Regions from separate parts of the Mus musculus genome. Here region 2 is linked to region 1. A link is a loop called in an ENCODE intact Hi-C map of the cell type or tissue named here. Cell type or tissue: left cerebral cortex. All regions are shown on one strand.

The links. Peaks named below come from ENCODE experiments on the same cell type or tissue, not always from the same donor. Only the 100,000 strongest peaks of a DNase experiment are listed, where the experiment ranks them.
Region 2: a loop joins it to region 1, with 2.1 times the contacts of the local background. A loop is called at or near these places in 2 of 42 quality-filtered maps.

What each region holds. Positions count from the first base shown.
Region 1 is chr15:61,505,174-61,513,173 of GRCm38, forward strand. No RefSeq gene overlaps it. Among named protein-coding and RNA genes, the nearest start is that of Gm24696, 150 kb to the left of the region's middle. In left cerebral cortex, no CTCF peak of the experiment used is centred here; DNase peaks (open chromatin) are centred at 3,892, 4,605, 4,681, 5,086 and 1 more place.
Region 2 is chr15:61,768,419-61,776,418 of GRCm38, forward strand. D030024E09Rik (RIKEN cDNA D030024E09 gene) reads right to left here and starts at 6,033. Exons shown (of 5, transcript NR_040350.1): 1 at 5,962-6,033; 2 at 4,389-4,480. In left cerebral cortex, CTCF peaks have their summits at 4,527 and 4,733; DNase peaks (open chromatin) are centred at 2,413, 2,606 and 4,788.

The DNA of each region.
Region 1 (8,000 bases):
GAGCTTATTCACACAAGCTGTTCATTTGGGAGTCTTTCGAGTAGCCCTGAAAGCAAAAGACATAGCATGAATTGTGATTCCGTGCTGGAAGCCTCCCAGAGAAGGAGACCCCACCACCACTAGCAGGTGGGAAACACACTTGTCTGAACTGCCTTGGAGAATGGTTCAACAAATTGCTCATAATTTGAAGTTTTGGGGCCTTAGGAAAGCCATTACTGCTGTTCTCTGGAATCTTGACCCTTAGCAGGGTTTCCCTACTGACATGGTGACAGTCTTGTCTCTATCTGCCTAAATTGAGTGACCTTTTCTCCATTGGTTCAAAACACAGGCAGGGACCAAGAGTTTGTTAACAGACCTGTAGCCCTACATTAGTGTGTTAGGTCCCAACAAACTGTCAGTGAGTCAACAAACTGTCAGTGAGTCGACAAACTCAGAGAAAACATGGAAAGTTATTGAGTCCAATTTACACTTTCAAAAACAGTGAGTGAAATCAAGACGAGTGATCTGATTAATGAAAAAAAATACGCTATTTTGGCAGCAGACTTCCAATTCCTTACTGTAGCCCGTCTGTGTAACTAATAGCTTGCTACTAGTAGCATGCTCTGATACAGGAAAGCATCACCTATTACTGGCATTTTTCCTCTGTCATTCAGATTCCCCCCCCCCAAGGAGGTAGAAAAGCTTTAAAAAGATGAGAAGGAAGGAGAGGAAGAAGAAAAGAGGAGAGGAATGGAGAGACCACATTGAAAGACCTCTGAATGGACCACAGGGCCCCCAATGGAGGAACTAGAGAAAGTACCCAAGGAACTAAAGGGAACTGCAACCCTATAGGTGGAACAACAATATGAACTAAGCAGTACCCCGGAGCTCTTGTCTCTAGCTGCATATGTATCAAAAGATGGCCTAGTCGGCCATCACTGCAAAGAGAGGCCCATTGGACTTGCAAACTTTATATGCCCCAGTACAGGGGAATGCCAGGACCAAAAAGGGGGAGTGGGTGGGTAGGGGAGTGGGGGGGGAGGTATGGGGGACTTTTGGTATAGCATTGGAAATGTAAATGAGCTAAATACCTAATTAAAAAATGGGGAAAAAAAAAGAAAGACCTCTGAAGAAATAACCTCCACTTGTTTTCAAGTATGTGGGGGGTCACTGCCTTGCCTGTCTCTACTCCTACCTTACAACCTACAGAATACCTTGGGGTGAATCATTCTCCATCTGAACCGATTATTCCCACAGTAGCCTTTTTTTTTCTTCCCGCAACCATAAAAATCCAGCAGCTTGTTAATCATACAACTATTTAACCGAGTCCCTCCCTAGTCCTACAACTGAGCTCCAAGCCCATAATGTATAATCTACCCACCCACACATATTGAAATGAGATTATTGTTCCCACAGAAAAGCACCCCGTCATTGCACAAGTCCCAACTTTGTTCCAGAGGGTGATAAAAGGGAGGTGGAAAAGGCCAGGAGTTGTTTGATAGGCTTCTGAGGAAGGCACGACAGGATGAAAAGATTACCCTCCCAGGTACAGTCTGAAACAGCATGTAGGCAAACAGTCTCCTGAGCACACTCCCTAGGCCTTTGATGTAGGTGCCATCATGAATTCCTGATAGTTAAAGGAGTGGCAGAATTGGATGCACTTATCTCCAACAAAAGGGCATAGCTTCCAGGTAGGAAAAAGCTCCACAGAATACAGACACAGTCGGGAATCCAGACTAGGGAGTAGCTAGTCACAGCAGCACAGGGGAGCTGAGGTCATGTGGACAGGTCTGGATCCAGTGTCTAACTTGCTGTTTGATAGTCGGGTAAATAGAAAACACAATGACCAATAGAGTCCCAGCTATTTGTCAAGAGATAGGTTACTGGTAGCCATAAGCTATCCTCAGTAAACTTCATCACTTGTCCTGAATGAGACCTTTCCTCATCTAGCACTGTGATGATCTAGAAAGTTCAGAGTCATTGCATGGCTAAGGGTCAGCAAGCAGCAAACCCAGCGGTACTGACGTTTCCTTACTCACAGGAAGATTTTGTCACAATGGATTTTGGAGCAAGAGAGCTGTTACTTAGCTGCTCAAATTTTTAAATGGGATTTGGGGAAATTCAAGAGAAATATCTGTAATCAGCAGCTTGGGATGGCTTCTATTTCCTCAACCTTTTTAGAGACCAGTGAAGCCCTTGGATTAAAATGATGTATCAATGAAGATCATGTTTGAGGAAGCTAAAATAATTTAAACATTCTAATATTGAAAGATGCATCTAATGCCTCCTGTCCCTTTAGCTTTGTCAAACATTCTGTCCACAGGCCTTGACATTGGGATCTTTATGTGGAGTGTATGCTGTCTGTATGTAGCATGGTAACGAAAAATAATGGTAAAGAGAAAAATATGGTAGAGCTAGACCCCACTGCCTAACTATGTGACCATGGGGAGAACTCTCTGAGCCCATTGCTGGCTCAAAACTGTAGTTGATAATAAGAAGCCAAAGCTCTTGGGTTCAGACTCCATCTTAGAGAACCTACCCTAAGTTTGAATTCAGTAGCACCAGTTTCCAGGCTACTGCCCAACAAGACCTGTGTCTACCAGTTTCCAGCCTATTCCCCCCAAATAAATGTGCACCCCCAGATTACAAGCCCACCCTGATACTTCACTTCCTATCAATCACCAATCAGGAAAAAAATCAGGTTTATGGTTTGGCTCCCAGCATCAGCCAGTTATGTTAAAGCCCATAATGGTCCCCCAGTCAGATGTGTACCAAGCTACGTACTCCCTTCTTGCCTCTATAAATGTTTGCCTAAAACTAGGCTCAGGACTCCACCTTCCTGCTGTATCATGGTTAGTGGGGAGCCCAAGCTCAAGCCTGAATAAAGAGATCCTATTATGATTGCATCGGATTTAGCTCCTTGGTCATTTGGGGGTTCAAGAGCATTTTGTGAAACATATTTTGGTACATTCAACCAAATTACATAGCTGTTGAACGGAGTAAATAAATTAGTGTATGCAGAGCACACAGGGCAATGCTTGGCACATAGTGAGTGTTCTGTGACTGTTGGCTGTTGTGATTGTATTTACACAGCTGTGTCTCACAATACAAGGAGACCTCTGAGGAAAGTGATCATGTCTCACTCAATCATGCCTTCTAGACTCTAACAACCAGCTCGGAAAATTGAAGTCTGAATATACTTGGTAAATAAATAGAATTAAGGGAGCAGAGGGTACAAAGATGGCCGTCATCAATCTGAAAGTGTCTTAGCTTCCCAGGCGTTCACATTGTTGATTCTGCACTTACAATGGTATAGGAGAGTCAAGATCTTTTGCATTCAACTGTGTCTGATCCCTTCTCCCAGAAGGAACATGTAATAAGGGAAGGAAGCCAGTGTCTATTGAGTGCTTAGTGAATGAGAATCACTTAAGCAAACATCTTATTTGAGTCTCACTAATGCTCTGATATTTCTGTATTATTTGCTATCTACAAAAGGAAAAATGAAGACACGGGCATGGTCCACAGAGTTTGGGCGCACATAGGGATGCCTTTCTTCATCTCTCAGTTATAACTTTCCCTCCCTTCAATAACGAGAGAGGGCCTAGACAGGACTCTCTCCCCAGAAACAAAACATTACTGGCTTTCCAAACCAACCAGGAAAGAAGATGGTCTATTACCTTTAAATCCCATCCATAACGCTGCCAAGAAACAGGCAGAGTCATTAGTCTGTGTTTCTCTTTGGTACCATGGTTAGAAACAGGGAAAAGCAAAAGTGCTCAAACAGGTAAAATAAGCCCTCCAGTGAGCAGGTGGAAACTTGTTTAGAGAGCGAGCAAAGCTTGCTGAGCTTGTGCTGGGGAGAATCCAGCACAGCTGAGGACCAGAGACAGCATCCAGTGTGTTACGTAAATATCCTTTTAGTCACCAGCTTCCGCCTCCACTGCAAGAGGAGGAAAGGAAAAGAAATTTTGTGTGCGTTTTTCACCTTTCATTGTGTCGAACTGTGATTCTTGTTGTCCCAAAGGTTGACATGACTCAATGTCCTGCTTATGAGGATCCCATATTTGGGGGAGAAAGGCTCAAATGTATACTGAATGTGTGGGTTGCTTAGCTACATGAATCACTCATGTCCTAAGATAAAAATGTTAGAATTATTTTTGAATTTGCTACCAACTATTTTGAAACATAATTCTTTTCTTTAATGGAAAAACAAAATGTTGAGACTAATTTACCTTTCCCAGAGAAGAAAAACTGAAAAACCTAGTGTCTCAAGTAGGAAAAGACATAGAAAGAAGAAGAAGAAGAAGAAGAAGAAGAAGAAGAAGAAGAAGAAGAAGAAGAAGAAGAAGAAGAAGAGGAGGAGGAGGAGGAGGAGGAGGAGGAGGAGGAGGAGGAGGAGGAGGAGGAGGAGGAGGAGGAGGAGGAGGAAGAGGAACTCAACCAAGGAGCAAAACTTGCTTGTAGACCTCAAGGAGCTGAATAGCTGTTCGTCAAATGTTGCTGTTAGCACAGGGAGCCTCTCCAAAACCCCCTTACGGGATTGCCACTTAGATCCTCTTCAATACATCCAAGGGTGACAAGATATCGTCCTCTTAGTGGGAATTTGTATTTTAAAGAAAATATTCCACATGAGCAAAGCCAATGTTTGGCAGGCAGTGAGTAGCTGGGGCCCATGGGAATCTCTCTGAGATGTAGTCCTAATCTCACCTGGGACATGATCACAGTTCTACTGAGGGCTAAGGAATTCAATTCAAATGCATGTCAGGTGCATACTGTGGGAATTACATAGGAAGTCTTCAGAAGGTAGTGTGAACTATTCTAGCTTTATGGAAAGGGTGACATATGAGCCTAGACTTGAAGAGGAATAAAAGAGAAGACACATTTTCAGAGGCAAGAAGGAGCATGAAGTCTCAAGGCCTTAAAGGAAGATAGGAATTTGGCAACAGTTTTAATGGTAACTCTCCTTGCTCTAGGGCCAAGACCCCCTTCCTGTGGGCTTGCTTGAGAATGGTTCCTGTGTACACTTACAGGGGGTGTTTGCAGTTCATGTTTGAGTTTACAGTGTTTGCACCTGTTCGTGGGTCTCCCACATGCCAAATGCTGGGTTAGCTCTGAGTTCCTCCTTGATACCATGGTAACGGGGATGCTTATCAGCTCATGAGCAAGGAGTTCATTTCATAAGTGAGGCTAAGACAGATGGAACACACTCTAACCTCACAGAGCCCTTTTGTTACAGACAGAAGACTCTATTTTCACTTAGTGAAGTCTTCCACAGTAAGTGGAAGACTTTCTTTTCCTTGAGGCTATTACTGGCTCCACAAGACAATAGGTTGTGAGTCAATCCTTGGGGAATCAGTCCTCTTAAAAAAAATTCTCATTTAAATAATTACACATTGGCCTCTGGGTTGATGCAAATTGAGGGAATTCACTAGCAGGACTTTACTGGGAACATATGAGACATTATTTATAGTAAATGCAGTGCCTTCAATCATTAACCCATTCTCAGCCTTAAGGAAATCAACTATGGATCTAAGCCATTCTGAGAGTTTGACACTGAGTCAAACAAAAGGAAGACAGATTTTTTTTTTTTTAAGGAGAGGTGGAACAATTTTAAGGATGAAGTTCCCTTAGTGTTTTCAGGCTTGGTTTTTGGTTGTTTTTTTGTTTTGTTTTATTTTTTAATGATGATGATTTATTTTACAGGTAGCATCTGCATTACTGTTTACCTTTCCCCTTGCTATGACAAAATGCAAGACAAAAAGAAATGACAGATGGAGTGCTTTTGACTGGTCTCAGTCCACTGTGACAGGGATGGCTAGAGGATCAGAACAAACAGACCTTCAGCAGCATCAAAGCTGGGCAGCTCTTCTCATTGTATCCTAATCCAAGAAACAGAAGGCAGCTGATGCTGGTGCTCACCTGAACTCACCTTTGTGCCTTTATATTTGGTATGGGACCCTAGCCTGTAGGATGGTGCGACAAATCCACAGATTGGAGGCAGCATCTTTCTTCTTCAGGATGTCTCTGGAAACATTCTCATAGACATGCCGTAAGCTGCTTTCCTAGAGGAGCTCAAATCAAGATTGGTCACCACATCCTCCTGAGTTGATTCCTTGGTAGGCATCAGTTACTTCCATTAATTCTCTTCTTTGATACTCAGATGTTCTCTGAGGAAATATCTTGTTTCAGATACGGTGTGGGTCCCTGTCTGTCCTTAGGTTATTTGGGGGGGGAGGGATGACTTTTTTTCTGGCATCATGATTGGTTTAAACTGAACACTTTGCCACTGCTCATTCAATCAGACTGATCTTTGGAAACCAGGCTAGAAGAGTTGACTGCTAAGACCTACCTTTTTGTTGGAGGAGATGTGGGCCTGGAGCTGATGCCATTAGCAGTTCTAGCCTGAGGCCAAAACTGGAACATAGAACAAATTCATGAGAAATGTAAAGAAATAACTTCTAACGTAAATATAATTAACCTGCTGGTTCAGCTTGTACCCGAAGCCATTGCCTCTGGAGTTCTTAGTCATGTAAATAAATAATAATCTTTTATGCCCCAGCCCTACTTGAGTAGGATTTTCATTTTCTTTAAAATTAAAGCCATTCTGAAATTCGTTCTTCTACTTGGGCTGCCTTGTCTGGCCTCAGTGGGAGAGGCTGTGCACATCTTCACAGAGACTTGAAGTGTCAGGGTAGGAGGATACCAGGGAGCCACCTACCTACTCAAAGGAGAAGGGGAGAGGGTAGAGAGAAAGATTGTGGGACTGGGTGACTAAGAGGGGTGCAGTGAGCAGGATGTAAAGTGAGTTAGTAGATAAATTTTTAAAAGTTAAAGCAATTGTGAATGGGTTCAAGACCTTAACATGTCAGATAAATGAAAAGTACAGTCAGTACACAGTTGTGAAGCTGGGAAACTGAACTCACTAAATGGCCACAAATCTCCCTCTGAGACACCCTAGTGTATCCCTTGTATTTTACAAGAGAACAACCCATATTCCAAAGCATAATACCAAAAATATTAACAACAGATATGAAGAAAGTAAAACGAGGTTTGATTGTTAAATAACAATTTCCAAAAAAAAAAATTAGATAGAGAGAGTAGTTCCTAACTAAAAAGTTAGAAATACTTTTATATAAAGGAACCACGATTGTGTAAAATTAGACTCAGATGAAATCTCCCAATGTAGTAAAGCAGTGTCTCGAAATGCCTGTAAGAAGCATGAACTGCCATTGTTCTAAGGATAGGTAGATGGCTATGCTTCAAAACTGTTATGATTTGAGTGAGCGTGTTTATAATGCAGACAATGTTGATAAACTGACCAAGGAAATTTCTGCAATGCTCTTGAAACTTTCTTGCTCAACTTTTCCTTGAAAGTTGCCTTTGCATGATCACATTGATGTTACCTTTTATTTCAGTAAATACACAGCCTGATGCTGCTATATCGTACGAAACAACCTCACTTTTCTCCTTGCCAGACATTACTCTACTCAGGTAGACAAAGTGCTACTCATGTGACAAAGTAAAACTCGCTATTGAGATGGAGATTGGTGGCTCTATATGAAAGGCCCACGGTAGACCATTCTGCCATAGGAAACTGCCTTAAGACCATGATGTGTAAAGGCTGGCAAAGTCCACATAGCTAGCGGAGAAGGGAAAGTAGGATGCACATGTTTTTACGAAACCACTAAGTGAGTCATGTCCCCTTAGTTTGAATACAGTTATCTTCAAATCACCAACTGTGTCTCTTGTCTTTTCCTTGAATGAACAGATCACTCTGGCGATTATATAAACAGAATTGAAACAAAAGTAGGACAGAATGTTATTTTTTTTCTATTTTCGCTAAAGATTAATCATATGTGAGCCCTGTTGAAAGTTTAAGAAGCATTTTATAGACATCTGTATGATTAACAACTTGAAATACTACTCGGGGGCAGACCCATTTTCATCCTTCTGTGTGACAGAATTGAATTGATATTTGTGATCGGTCACACAATCTGATTAAATGGAACTTGTGGTGAGAG
Region 2 (8,000 bases), 260 kb after region 1:
AACTTAGAAAACACTACCTGCTAATTGACTGGCACCCTGTCTGACAAGCAGTCAGCCACCTCCTATAGGCTCAGCAATCATCTCTCTTTCATGAACAATGGCCTGACAAGGCCCATGTGTCTTTCATAAGTGCCAGTGGAAAAAGGGAACTGAAGCATTTAAACTTTGATCTCCAGGAAGATGACCCAACCAGGAAGGAAACTCCTATGTTCCTATTGAAAGCCATGGGCCTCGGGCTATGTGATTTAGGAAAGCCAGTGCCAGTGCTTGTCTTTCTGGATTTTCCCCCACTCAGTGGAAGTGGACATCAAGATCCTTCCTGGATCTGACAAAGCACCGTCCTGAGCTATGGGAGATAGGAGAAGGCCTGCTGACCTTCCTTCTCCCTCTCATTCCAGTCCATTCCAGTATAATACCTTACCATGAATTCTGCTTTTAATTTAGGAATGAACTAGTCAGTTTATCATCAAATTAGGGAAGCCCTAATAGTACTGTTGAGAATTCAACACACCAACACTGAAAAATAATCTGAAGATCACAGGCCTGGCACTGGGAAGCCATGGCACTCTGGCTCACCAAGGTAAGGGTCAAATTTGATCCAGGTGTGCAGATGACCATGTATCTCCTATGCTTTAGGGCAAACCAGATAGATGTTACTATAAAGCCTTTGTCCACTTTTCTTGTGTCTTTTCCATACTGACAGCTCCTAACCTTGCAGAATAGAAAGTCCTTAACAGCTCACTGAATATCTCTGTCTTATCCTTCCCAACATGAGGAACATCAGAAGAGAGCATGACTATTAAATTCAAGAAGCACAGGATGACAAGTCTGTAGAAGTGATTATGAATAAATCCCAACAGTGTGGTTCACCACCCACACCAATGGTTTACATCCCCAAGTGAAAGACAAACACACAACCTTTATATTTTGATATGCCTTAAACAGTACAAAAGCTGATCCACTGCCTAGCCTCCATATCGTTAATCCTGAGTTATTATTTACTAATTCTATACTCTACCTTGGCTGCTCCAAACCTACTTATAATGTCCTCTGGGTGAGCTTTCTTAGTCCAGAGCCCAGGGCACTCTCCTTGCTTGTCTACCACATTGAAGCCTGTCTCTCTCGCCTTTGTCCACACTCCCCACTAAGCATGGTGGATCAACCCCTTGTTCTTCCTGATCCTGGCTCCAAGCCCAGGAAATCGTAAAATCCCACCTCTGTCTGTCCTTCCCAGTTATTGGCTGTTGGCATTTTTATTTACCAATCAGAACTAACTGGGGACAGGTTCCCATAAGCAGTTTGGGGGCTAGGGGTAGAGACATCATTAACATTTGTAATAAAAATTCTTCATCCTATAGGTTTTTTCCCTTTGTTTATTAGTTATTTATCAGGTTGACACATTATAAAACTATCCTTGAAAAAACTTGAGCAACCTAAATTTCTGGTGCAACAAATTGGTAATTTTGGCTGTGTCTTAGAAGCCACAACTATTTCTCATATACCTTTGCACTAGCAGGCAACAAGGGTACCTGTCATCCCAAGACTGTGTCTCAAACCCAAGGTCACCTGTCTAGTTTAGGCATGAAATCAAGATCTGCATTATTCATCCAAAGTATTGTAGCCTCTGTCTCTTCCTGTTTTAAACACTGAAAATAAAACAAAGTCAACAAACTGTGCATTTTAAAGAGCATCTATTGCACTTGAAGGATAGAAAGAAAAGTAAATAATTATAACTGAGGATGTCAGTTAACTTCCAGAAGAAAGGCAGAAACCTTGAGCAAGAGTGTTAGAAACAAATTTTGCAAAGCGAAGCCCGGGAGCCTTAAGCCTACACGATGAGCTATAGGTCACCGAGGAGAGCTGGGAGCAGGAGAGATCCTCTTCCCCTGGGAAGAGCACAACAGTTGTTTGTTCAGTGCCAAATGGTCAGCTCTGAAAACATACACACAAGTAGCATTGCACAGGTTGAGCAAGTGATATTCAGAAATATATGCATGCAAGAACAATTCATGTAAGAAGAGGCCATGGTTTTGAGAGATAGTGGAGAGGGGTGATGGGAGCATTTGGATAATGGAAAGGGAGCAATAAATGTTGTAATTATATTATATTGTCAAAAAAAGTTTTTATGTAAGAGAGAGGGGAGGGAGGCAGGGAAGGAGGGAGTGAGAGACAAGGACAGGGAGATTATTAGGCATAAGTTCTAGAAATGTTCAGAGGACACAAAACAAAAGAAGGATCTGGGCATAAGGAACTTAAAAACCAGCATGAAATTCTCCAAGGACAAGGAGACATGGGGAGACAGAATGTAAGAAAGCCAAGGCATTACAGCCTGCAGGAGCTCAGCCTCCTGCTGTGTGGGCTGCATTTTGTCCTGCAGGAAACCTCTCAGAAAATGCTCTTACACACAAACTCTGCGGTGAGGGAACATATGTTCTGTCAGGGCCAAGCTTTCAACCACGTGGGCTGGAATTGAAGAAGAATCACCGGTAAGAGGTCACCTCTGGAGCACAGGAGGCAAATGTCAGGGCTTCCCATGGCGGCAGCAGGATCTGACAGCCAGCTGGACTTGAGAAGAGGAAGTGATGTTTGAAAGAGAGGGGCTTTTCCTATTACACTGACTCTCTGAGGTAGCGGGGGAGACAGGAGCTGCTTTGGCAGCAAAAGAATGACTCATGAGTAAAATATTTTGGCTTTGAGCTGCTCATGAAGTGTGCACAGAAACTTGTACCCGAACACACAGGAAATTGATATTAAACAGGGAATTTAGAGGAACCAGGAACACACGGCTTAACCCGTGGAGTGCTTGTTGCGTAAACATGAGGACCTGAGTTTGATCCCTCAGAATGCACATAAAAAAACCTGGGTGTGTTGGTGCACTTGTACTCCAGTGCCATAGATTACAGCAGAGACAGTCAACAGAGACAGGTGGGGATTCCTGGGACTCACTGGGGCAAGTCTTTCTAAATTCCTACGCTCCAGAGTCCGTGAAAGACCCTGTCTCAAAAATCGAGACAAAGAGCAACTAAGAAAAACAGTGAAGATGAATCTCTGCCCTCTGTGTGCATGAGAACATGTGTACATGTACCACACACACACACACAAACGTGCGCTTTGATGCACATCTGTACACATGTGCACATAAAAGAAGAGAAAAGCTACAGTCACATCTAAGAAAGATGGTGATTAAGGCTGGAGAGATGGCTCAGTGGTTAAGAGTGCTTGTGGTTCTTGTACACACAGATCCCATTCCCAGCACCAACGTGGCAGCTTACAACCAACTATAATTGCAGTTACAAAAAAATATCTATATAATTGCTCTCTGTGGACACCAGCATGCACCTGCCACACATACAGATACATGCAGGCAAAACACCCATACACGTTGTGCTGACTAGGTTTTATGTGAAAAAATGGTTCCACTAGATTGGCCAGTGGGGCAAACGTGTGGTCCATTTTCTTGATTTATGATTTAAGTAGGAGGGTTCGGGCCATTATGGGAGATGCAACTCCTGGGCTTGTGGTACTGGACCTATAAGAAGGCAAGTTGAATGAACTAATAGGAGCAAGCTAATTCTCAACACTCGTCCAGGGCCTCTACCTACAGATTCCTGTCCTGAGTTCCTGCCTTGACTTCCCTTAGTGAGAGACTACAAGTGTAAATGGAAACAAACCCTTTCCTCCACAAGTTGCTTTTGGGAAAGATGACTTATTGCAACAATAGGAACCTTAAATAAGACTTATACACAATATATATATATATAAACATTTTTTCAATAGATATATCATTATTGGGTCCTTGGATTTTTAGATTCTATCTGTAAAATCTCAATCAACCATGAGTCTAAGTTGGAGTTAGAACAATATGACCTGTCAATACTGAACACATAAGTTTGGTTCCCATCATTTTTCCTAGCAGTGTAGTATAACTACTATTTACTGCCACTTACACAATGCTCAGTGTTGATATCCCACAGAGAAGGCTGTGAGTATATGGGAGACCATCCATGGTCACATATAAACACTCTTATACATGGACAGAAGTATTCACAGACTTGAGCATCTGAAGGGAGGAGATATGTTCTGGAGCAAATCCCCCAGATACTGAGAAATGGCTCTAGTATATTTTATGAGATATCCTCAGTTCTCCACATACATTATTCCATTTCATTGTATTAACAACAACCCTTTGGTAAGGAGAGCCATACCTCTGTACCTTCCCATCTTCTACTTTTTTTTCTCTTATTTTCTTCCTGCCCAAGATTTTATCCTGTCTCTGCATTCTCCCTACCTCTGCCCTCTCCCCACATCTACCTTCTCCACACACTCACCTTCTCCCAACCTCTGCCTTCACCCAATTTTTTATTATACTTTCTCCTCTCTCTTAGTACCTGAGAAAAAGAATCTTGGATCCAGGTTTTATATTAAGAAAATGATGGGTTCTTCTGAGTTGACGAACATGAAGCCAGCCAGGTGTGTTTACCTGTGGGTTTTATTAGATGAATGTGAATCAAAAACTGACTTTGTAAAGCTGTTGTTCTAGAGGCTGAAGACAGAATTGTGGAGGAAAGAGGAACACATGTCTTTCTGGAGTTTATATTATTACAAAGGGAGAAAAAGAATAGAAGATGAAAAATAAGGTTGATAAGGGGGAAGCCAACACAGACTGGGATTCAGGAGTTGGTCTGGAAAGGATGAAATGAGAGACAGGGGGGGTGTAGGCATCTGCTGAGTGCTGGAAAAACAGTTCACACTTTAGCCCACTGGCAGACCACAGACACGCCTTTTCTTCCTAACCACCATTTCCCAAAAGCGCTCTGGACTGTCACTCTTCTGGACCTGGCATGAATTCTCAGATAGTTTCCACGGTTTTCTTAGACACGGCTGGGAATGAAAATCTCTATTTCTAGCCATCAAGACAGACAGCACTTCTGTTGCCTCAATTTGATTGTGTATAAATCAGGGGAAAATGATTTGACTCTGAGCTTCAGTTGGCATTGGAACTTCTGTATAGATTGGGTAGCCAGAGAGCCCAAAGCCGGGAAAACACTTAGTGTTTTGTTCTCTCCTCCCCAAATGGCAACACTGACTTCTGAGCTCTCCAAGGTTCAACCTATAGGAAGAAAAATCTCACATAACCATTTATGTGTTGAGTTGGCACGGGCACTGTCCTCCAGTATTCCTCAGACCTGCATGTAGGAAGGTTGGTTCCTTTTTCCTAAAAGACACTCTCAGGTTTCTCTCAGACTCTTCATCAGTGACTATCAAATACCTCCATGTGGGACAGATCTTTTACCTAATATCCATCCTAACTTCAACCCTTAGTCTTTAGAGAAGGTAGTCCACCTTATCAACATGATCTCAAGGTTCTCTTTCTATTCTAGGATGACCCTCTATCCTTGGTTATTTCCTGCTTATGAGAAAGATGCAAGAATCCTTTCCAACCCCCATAATGAGAGTTCCTTCCTTCCCAGTGTGGTCCTTCCTCAGTGTTGTACAACCCAGTGAGGAAGAGTAGTGGCTATGTAGACTTCTTTGATTACTTTCCACCAGAAAACTGTCCAGTAAACCCCAAGAGAATAGAACACATGCTCAGAATGATTTTGAGTCCTCTAATCAACCATGGGGTAGGAACAAAATTGATTCAACTTTCCATAATCCATCCCCTTATATGTTTTTGTCAACTCAACCATTTCAAATCACAAAGTGTGGTCAATAAAATTCTTCAGTAAAGGCTTAAATGATAAATCATTTTAAATATTCAGGAAGAAATTAAAACAACCTTAGTGGGAACTCTCAACATGGCCAGAAGAAGAAAATTCTTGAGAGAAAAAAACAGAAAGAAATATCAAGGAAAATAGAAGAATAAAAGCAATTAATAAGAAGGGAAGGAAGGGGAAGAGACAAGGAAGAGAGTTTAAGAGTGAGGAAAAGATTGAGGGAAGAGGAGTAGAAACTACTTACATGAGAAAGGAGTGTGTAAACAAGTGCCCAGACTGTAAGATGGCACAGGGGACTGAGCGCTAGTTCTACATCACTTCCCTTCCCTAACGACAGTGATGCTGAAGGTTCTGTTTCAGCTTTGTCTACTCCAGTCCTGTAAGAATGGCTCAGAACTCCTCTTGCAATGAAAGGGTTCTTGCCTTATTCTTGATTCTAGCTAAACTCAAAGAGAGATGGTCACATTTTAACACTTTGTTACACACAGAAACTGAAGGAAAGTGACAGAAACCAGAGAGATTGCAACATGTGTTTGAAAAAGGCTTACTTGTATTTCGAATAAGAGCCCCATTAGCACTTCCGGGAGAAGTAGTCATGTATGTGGGTGCACTTCTAGCAGTGACATGTGGGGTGTCAGCAACCCAGCTTCATCTGAACTACAACATATTTCTCTATAGTTCATTGTAAAGGTTTAAAGCAACAAGCACTGCAGAGATTAACCAACTGGTCTCTAGTCCCACAGCTAATCAGAGAAAGAGGATTCCAGTCTATTTTCCTATGACCTCCAATCTCCATTGTGTTCATTTCCTATTGCTGCTGTGACTGTTACCAAAAATTCAATGTCACAAAGTCACACAAACTTACTCTCTGTGATTCAGGAGACAGGAGCCCCACTTGCCTCTACTGGGCTAAAAAGGAAATGGCCGGGATGGTTTCATTCCTTCTTGGGGATTTGGGGATACTGTGTGTTCTCCCCAGTCAGATTTTGGAGGTCACCTGCAACCTTTATTGTGGTCTTTTCCTGTCTCCAAAATGAGAAGTGAGGCCATCGTCTGACCCCTCTTGTCCTGGTATTTCTGCCATTAATTCATCTTCTTTGGCACTAAGACTCTTGACTCCTTCTTACATGAAACCTTTGGGGCCAAATTAAGTAAACCAAGATAACCTTGTTTCAAGATTCAGGAATGATCTGTATACTCAATGTCTTTTTACCATGTAAGTTAATATAATCAGATTGTGGAGACTAAGATGGGACATAAAGGGGACAGTAGGACACAGGTGGTGTGAAAGGAAAAGGGAAAAATGAAGGACCCTAGCCAGGGAAAAGGTATGATGGGTATTGCAAAAGGAGAGGGGGAAAAGATAAATAACACTGGGGGTTTTGGAAAGGGCCATATTAAGACATATTATTTTATAAGCATATACCATGTAAGCATGAAGATATAGATATATCGATATAGATAGTTTAGATGAACTTATTCTACACAGAGTGATGTTTTTCCAAGCAGCCATGGGACATCTAACAAGACCTCCAATTCTACGCTTGCATGCCTCCAATACACCTCCAAAACAATATAAGCTTTTTCCATTGCCCTTAGTTGCCTTGCCGATCTTGAATGTAAGACCCTATTGCTGAGACACCACATAATTTGGTCATAGTACCTGAAGAATCTCTCTGGAACAGACCTGGAAGCTTTCTTACCAAGGACTGGTTCTTCCAGTATGAGAAAGAGCTGTGCAAGCTTGCTTCCAAGAGTGAACACTTGCTTGAAGTCTGCAAAATATGACATCTGTCAACATGTCAACAAGGAATGGAAGAGAACTTCACACAGCCCCACCTATAGATACGGAGCTGAGGAAGGAAGTCTTTGTTTTCTCCAGAAACAAGTCCCTTCGTAGGTTTCCCGATGCTAAGGAATAGACCCGGGAAATGTATCTAAGAGTAACACCAGTGGAATTTGATAGATTTTTATATATACATATGTTATATACATACATATTGCATATCAGAATTATAGCACTCCAAAATTTGAGGAGGGGCCCAGGAGGAGTTGGAGGGGAAGCATACAGCATACATGTGTATGAATTATAAAATTATCAACCGGAAAAAAAAAAGTCAAATGCTCAGAACTTGGGAAAGGGTTGAAGAGCACTATCTCAAGTGGGTGACCATCGATGACCTCGTGAAGGAGGGCATTGAGCAGCAGCAGTGTGAATGTGTCACTGCAGGGTCTGGCTAAACCAGGATCTCCAATCGTAGGAAGCCTCAGGGTGACCTCATT